2 separate regions of the Homo sapiens genome follow, and region 1 is linked to region 2. The links are chromatin loops, found by intact Hi-C in ENCODE. Cell type or tissue: K562. All regions are shown on one strand. Each heading gives the region's core, and the rest is flanking DNA. Links, peaks and the distances in the headings are about the cores only.

Evidence for each region. Peaks named below come from ENCODE experiments on the same cell type or tissue, not always from the same donor. Only the 100,000 strongest peaks of a DNase experiment are listed, where the experiment ranks them.
Region 1: a loop joins it to region 2, with 7 times the contacts of the local background. A loop is called at or near these places in 7 of 110 quality-filtered maps.

What each region holds. Positions count from the first base shown.
Region 1 is chr11:114,760,935-114,763,847 of GRCh38, forward strand. It overlaps a transcript of NXPE2 not described here. Among named protein-coding and RNA genes, the nearest start is that of NXPE2, 84 kb to the left of the region's middle. In K562, for the core only: a CTCF peak has its summit at 1,686 (motif pointing left); a DNase peak (open chromatin) is centred at 1,687.
Region 2 is chr11:113,993,363-113,996,263 of GRCh38, forward strand. LOC124902760 (a long non-coding RNA gene) reads right to left here. Exons shown (of 2, transcript XR_007062895.1): 2 at 2,599-2,708. Among named protein-coding and RNA genes, the nearest start is that of HTR3A, 20 kb to the left of the region's middle. In K562, for the core only: a CTCF peak has its summit at 1,172 (motif pointing right); a DNase peak (open chromatin) is centred at 1,139; H3K27me3 peaks cover 402 bases.

The DNA of each region.
Region 1 (2,913 bases), core at 138-2,637, 770 kb after region 2:
TAATCACTTTATTAAATGTCATTGCTTCTGATTATGAAGATGTGTTTTGTTTCTCATCCCCACCCATCTGTCTGAGGGGTCTGATTTGAAGGACACCTATTTTCTTGTCAAGTGCAGTTAGGGACTCCTACGGTGCATTGTCTTTGCATCCACACTAAGATCCCAGATACTTTGAAATGGAATGCATTTCTGCAAATGTGCTTTATTATCACAGAAGTCCTCAGAAAGGAGGCAAACTCAGCTCCTGACACCTACTGCCTTTCCTGCCTTTCTAGGTAGAGGTTGAAAATATGAAAACTAAGCTATTTGCAAACCAACATTTTGGGAAAGCAGGCAATTTTGTGGCCTTTATTAGGAGAGCAGTACGTTCAGCTATGAACTGAAAGAGAAAGCAATCCGTTATTTTCATAACTACCAGAACAAGAACCTACGATGGTGTTTTATTATTTGTCCACTGAGCCTGACATCCAGGGCACCCCACGATTCAGTCTGATGCAGACTTCCCAGCATCACACCCATGACTTCACTAGGGAAGCCTGTGTAAGTTAGAGGCAGGCCCTGGTTGTGATTTTCCAGCATGCTAAATGTCTTCATCCTTGCCCTTTTCCTTGTCCCTAGCCAAGCCTCTTTTTTTTTTTTTTTTTTTTTTTGAGACGGAGTCTCGCTCTGTCGCCCAGGCCGGACTGCGGACGGCAGTGGCGCAATCTCGGCTCACTACAAGCTCCGCCTCCCGGGTTCACGCCATTCTCCTGCCTCAGCCTCCCGAGTAGCTGGGACTACAGGCGCCCGCCACCGCGCCCGGCTAATTTTTTTGTATTTTTAGTAGAGACGGGGTTTCACCTTGTTAGCCAGGATGGTCTCGATCTCCTGACCTCATGATCCACCCGCCTCGGCCTCCCAAAGTGCTGGGATTACAGGCGTGAGCCACCGCGCCCGGCCGCCAAGCCTCTTTATGCTAAACTATTCACTTATTTAACTGAAAACTGATTTATTAAGTTTTTACATGTGCTGAGCTTTGGGGAATGGTAATGCATAAGATAAGGCCCGTGCCTTCAAGGTACTTAAGATCTCATGTGTGAAGACTAACGTGTAAACTCAGAAGTAAATGGACATTCCAGAGGGGGAAATACCTGCTCAGAGGGCATGGTAGCATAAAGGATGGAGTAGCCAGGTCTGTTTGGGGGCTCTGGAGGGAAAGGGCTTATAGAAGAGGTGACTCTTGAGGAAGATGAGCAGGTGCTTTCCAGGTGGATGGGGAGGAGGTTGCATGAGATGGGCCTGGGTTGGGAAGTGGCATGGGGTACCTATGCATGCTTGTCCCGGGGCTTGTCAGTGTAATGTGTGATGTGAGTGTGTATGTGTGTGTGGGAGTGTGCATGCGCAGGTTAGAACATGTTGTGTCTTTCACAGCCTGATATTTAGGAACATCCGTGCACATATCCGAGACAGTCTGTGAGGCAATGAGGCTTATTTAACATTCACTGTGGGACAAATAAGAGAAAATTAAAAGAGCAATTTTAGTAGGGAATAATTGTTTTCCATACACCATAATTACAACTGCTTGTAAATGCTGCTATCATAAACGAATCTGCTGTTTAGAGTTCTCCTAAATTCTCTTGGTAATGAACAGACGCTGAAGGAAAGGGACTTCAGCACTCCAGATGGGGAAGTTGGGCTTGCACTGACCCCTGGCGTCTGCCTTCCGCAGAGGCTTCTCCCTGCTGGCACATGACTAGAGAGCAGGCTGGGAAGATTCCCTGGACACCTTTGAAACAGAAGCCAGTCTTTAAATCTCAGCCTTCTCAGGCCTTCTGAGGTCATTTCCCAATATTTGTTTTCTATGATATTTCTCCTCTGCCTCAACAAATGGCACATTCAGAAGCTGCCAGTCAGAAACCCCACTGTCATTTGAGGTGCTTCCTTCCCTTCCCCTCCATTCTCACACCCCCAAGCCAGTGTCCATCAGTCACTGAGGCCTATTCATCGTGACTTCAACATCTACTGCTTGAAATTAGGACAACGTCATGGCTCTGGGATGCCACACCAGCCTCCTGACTGGTTTTCCTGCTTCAAATTTGTTGTCACTGGGGACATTCTACTTTTAGTTCACTACATTTATTCCTCAACTAGCCTTTGATATGCTGGGATTGCTGTTAATTGCTTCTATTAAGTAGCTTCATAAACTTGTCTGTGTCATATGGGCAATCTTCTATAAAATAAAATTATGGGGCAAGAATAGTGCTTTTCTATCTTTTTACTAGAAAGACTTCTACTATTTGTTCCCTCAGCACCCTGTCCTTTCCCCTTGTTTTGAAAAAATCCCTCTTCTAACAAACTCACTGATTAAAGTAAAATTAATTTTTTGTTCTTTTTTTCATAGAAGATACATTTAACTGCTAATTGGAGTATTTGGTTAGAGGATAACTGCTGTTATCATAAGGAGTTAATATAATTCTAGCCAAAAGCAAAACAAAACACCCTGATGTTTTATCTAGCCTGTGCAGCCTTATCATCAATAAATCTACACTTCCATTAGCTATTTTGAAATACTGAGAATAGCACATGACCTCACATTATAACTTTCAGATCCCCATGATATAAAGGGATCAACTGAAATAAATGATCACAAAAGTCACATCTGGCTCTGAGATTCTAGGTGTCTCAAGCATTCATATCTTAAATTCCCCTTAGCATTTCTAGAGTGAACCTAGCCCATTCCTCTTTAATTGCACCTGGTCCATAAATAAATATTCCATCACCAGTGCCAGCTCTAATTAATTAAAGTTGGGAGGAGTTGACCATGCTACTTGCAAATTGAGCATGTATGTGTAGAGAACTTAGAACAAATTAATTTCACATTGATTTAATGATTGATTATTTAATGCATGGTAATTAAACATTTTTGGTAGGGTA
Region 2 (2,901 bases), core at 1-2,500:
GACCAAGAATATCCCTCTCTGAAACAGAAGCCTGATCTATATTCTCTTTCTACTATCTGGAGGCATGGAGTTTAGACTGTAGGAAGAACTTTCTGATAATGCTATTACTAACATGAATTAGATCGGGAGTGGAAAGGGAAGGATTGGAATCTCATTTCCTAGAAGACTTTAAAAAGAGACCTTTATCTGTTGAGGTTGGGAAGGGGCAGATCAGGAAGAAGAGAAGATCTGCCTTGATTTCCTATCAGAGGTCCAGTTGGGAGGGCTCCCAGAGCTGGCACACCCAAAGCCTGACCACTCCTATTCATTTTTTGAAACATACTTATTGAGGACAGTGAAAGAGTGCCGTGTGAACAGGGAGATTCAAAACTTGAAATCTGGCCCCAACACAGGCTAGCTCTGAAACCCTGGACAAGCACTTAGCTGCCCTGTACTTCAATCTTCTCACCTGTAAAATGGGAATCATATTAGTACATGGCTCATAGGTGTGGTGGGGACCGTGCTCCCAATATGGAGCAAAAGTCCAGGAAATCATGAGGCTGTGGTGGGGAGACGGCTAGAGGCGTATCGGCCCTTCTCGGATGGCTCACATCTCATTCTGAATGGGTGAGAACTGCTCATAGGGCACTGTGGAGGAGAAGCCTTTCTCCTTCATGTCCCCATTTTACAAATGAGCGAGTGAGATGAACTGGTCACTCAGCATAAGCCCAGAGGGGGATGAAGCTCCTGTCCCTATCAGGCTGAATCCAGACCTCTGTGTCCAACACTTTCCTGACTCTTTTCTCCCATTACCACCTTCCCTCCTTTGCCTCTGCACACTCAGAGCTTCTTTGCACACGGTTCCTCCCTAAAACCACACCTTTGAGTTCCTGCTCTGGGAAAGCCTATGGGATACTGGCAAACTTTTCTGTGCTCCTCCTATGCAACACCACCTGCTGTGTCCCTGTATCTGCAAAGAGAGCTAAACTCTTGGCAGACAGACACATCATGAGTATGACAGCTGGGACTAGGGGAGCCTGGAAATTCACCACCATGAGCCTGGGAGAACTCCAACCCCCCCCTCCCAACCCCCGTCCCACTTCAGATGGAAAGAAGTATCCATCCTAAAGACCCCAGTGAGATGTCAATCTTTGGCCGGGGCGGCCACAACCCTGCCTTCTAAGTGGTTTCCACAAGGTGGCAGCAAAGTCCAGAAGTTCTATGGAGGGGCCTTTAGGAACTATTTTGTTGCCCCCTTCCGTCCCCCAGCCTCAAAATAAAACCCTCATCCCTCTCCAGGGGCCTTTGAAGCCCCCTTCCTTCAAGGCCAATACTTTCCTTTGGGCCATCATTAAGGACTGTGCTCCAGAGTGCTTTGGAGTGCTTTTACTCTATTCTGATGCTCTGGCAGAGGCCAGCCCCCAGTCCCCACCCCATCACACACCTGTGCCCATGCAGATCCCCCAGCAACTCAGCCTCCTACTTATGTGCTCACACCTGGACCTCACCTTCAGCTACACGTGTAGTTAGTTGCTCCAGCTATTTCCCTTTCTGCTGTTGCAATGAAGATATTGATGCCTGATGGCAAAGAAGGCCATTTTACCCCAAACCCACGTATACAGAGGCTACAGACTCTCTGCCTTTCTCTTCTGCCCATGTCTCTAAAGCCCCAACTCCAGCTCATCTCACACTGGCTTTGAGGTGCTCCTCAATGGTCCTAGGAAATGAGGGGCAAGAGTGAGGTGCTGCCCGGAGCAGGAGCTGGGGGAGGACGAGGTCCGTGGTTAGATGGGGAGGACGCGACCCTGGGAGATGTTCACTCATCAAAGGGCTCCAGGGCAAGGACTGGAGAGAGGAAGTTGGTTCTAGGTAGGGTTTTCGTGACATGATTGCCTCACCCATCCCATGGCAGGTGCTGTTGCTCCTGCTAGCTGTGTGGACTAGTTTCCTGTTGCTGCCGTAACAAGTCACCAATGTGAAACACAAATTTGTTATCATACAGTTCTGGTGGTCAGAAGTCCAACACATGGATCCACAGGGCTGTGTTCCTTCTGGGAAATCTAGGAGAGAATCTGTTTCCTTGCCTTTCCCGGATTCCAGATGCAAGACACCTGCACCTGTATTCCTCAGTTCGCAGTCCCTTTCTTCAGCTTCAAAGCCAGGAGCTCAGTACCTTTGACTCCTCTCTCTCTCTCTCTCTCTCTCTGTGTGTGTGTGTGTGTGTGTGTGTGTGTGTATCTCATCTCTGCTTCTCTGCTTTGCTTTGTCACATCTCCTTCTCTGACTCTCCTAACTCCATCTTTCCTTTATAAAAACCTTTGTGGTTATAAAGGGCCCATCTAGATAATTTAAAATAATCTCCTCATCTCAAGATTCCTAAATTAATTACACTACAAAGTCCCTTTCATCTTGCACCTTAACATAATCACATGTTCTGGGGATTGGGAAGTGGGCATCTTTGGGGGCCCATCATTCTGTCTACTATCCTGAGACCTTAGGCACTTTGCTTTACTTCCCTGTTTCCTCACCTGTAAAGGTGACATCATAAAAGCACTGCCTTATGGATTGCTGTGAAGAATAAAGGAGCTGATACAGGTAAAGGGTCTGGCACAAAGTAAATGGTTGACAAATTTCAACTATGGTTTTATTATTGTTCGTATGTATAAATCTAGAAGCTTCCTGCACAACAAAGTTGAGGTATGGTTCATCACAGACCCGTTGAATTAATACTGTAAAGGAAATAATACTTTTTATCAGGCATTTGTGTAAAATGGCAACTTTGTGGTGATGAATATTGAGTTCCTTTACAACTTTGTTTTTTTAGACAGAGTCTTGCTCTGTCACCCACGCTGGGGTGCAGTGGCACAGTCTTGGCTCACTGCAACCTCTGCCTCTGGGTTCAAGCAATTCTCCTGTCTCATC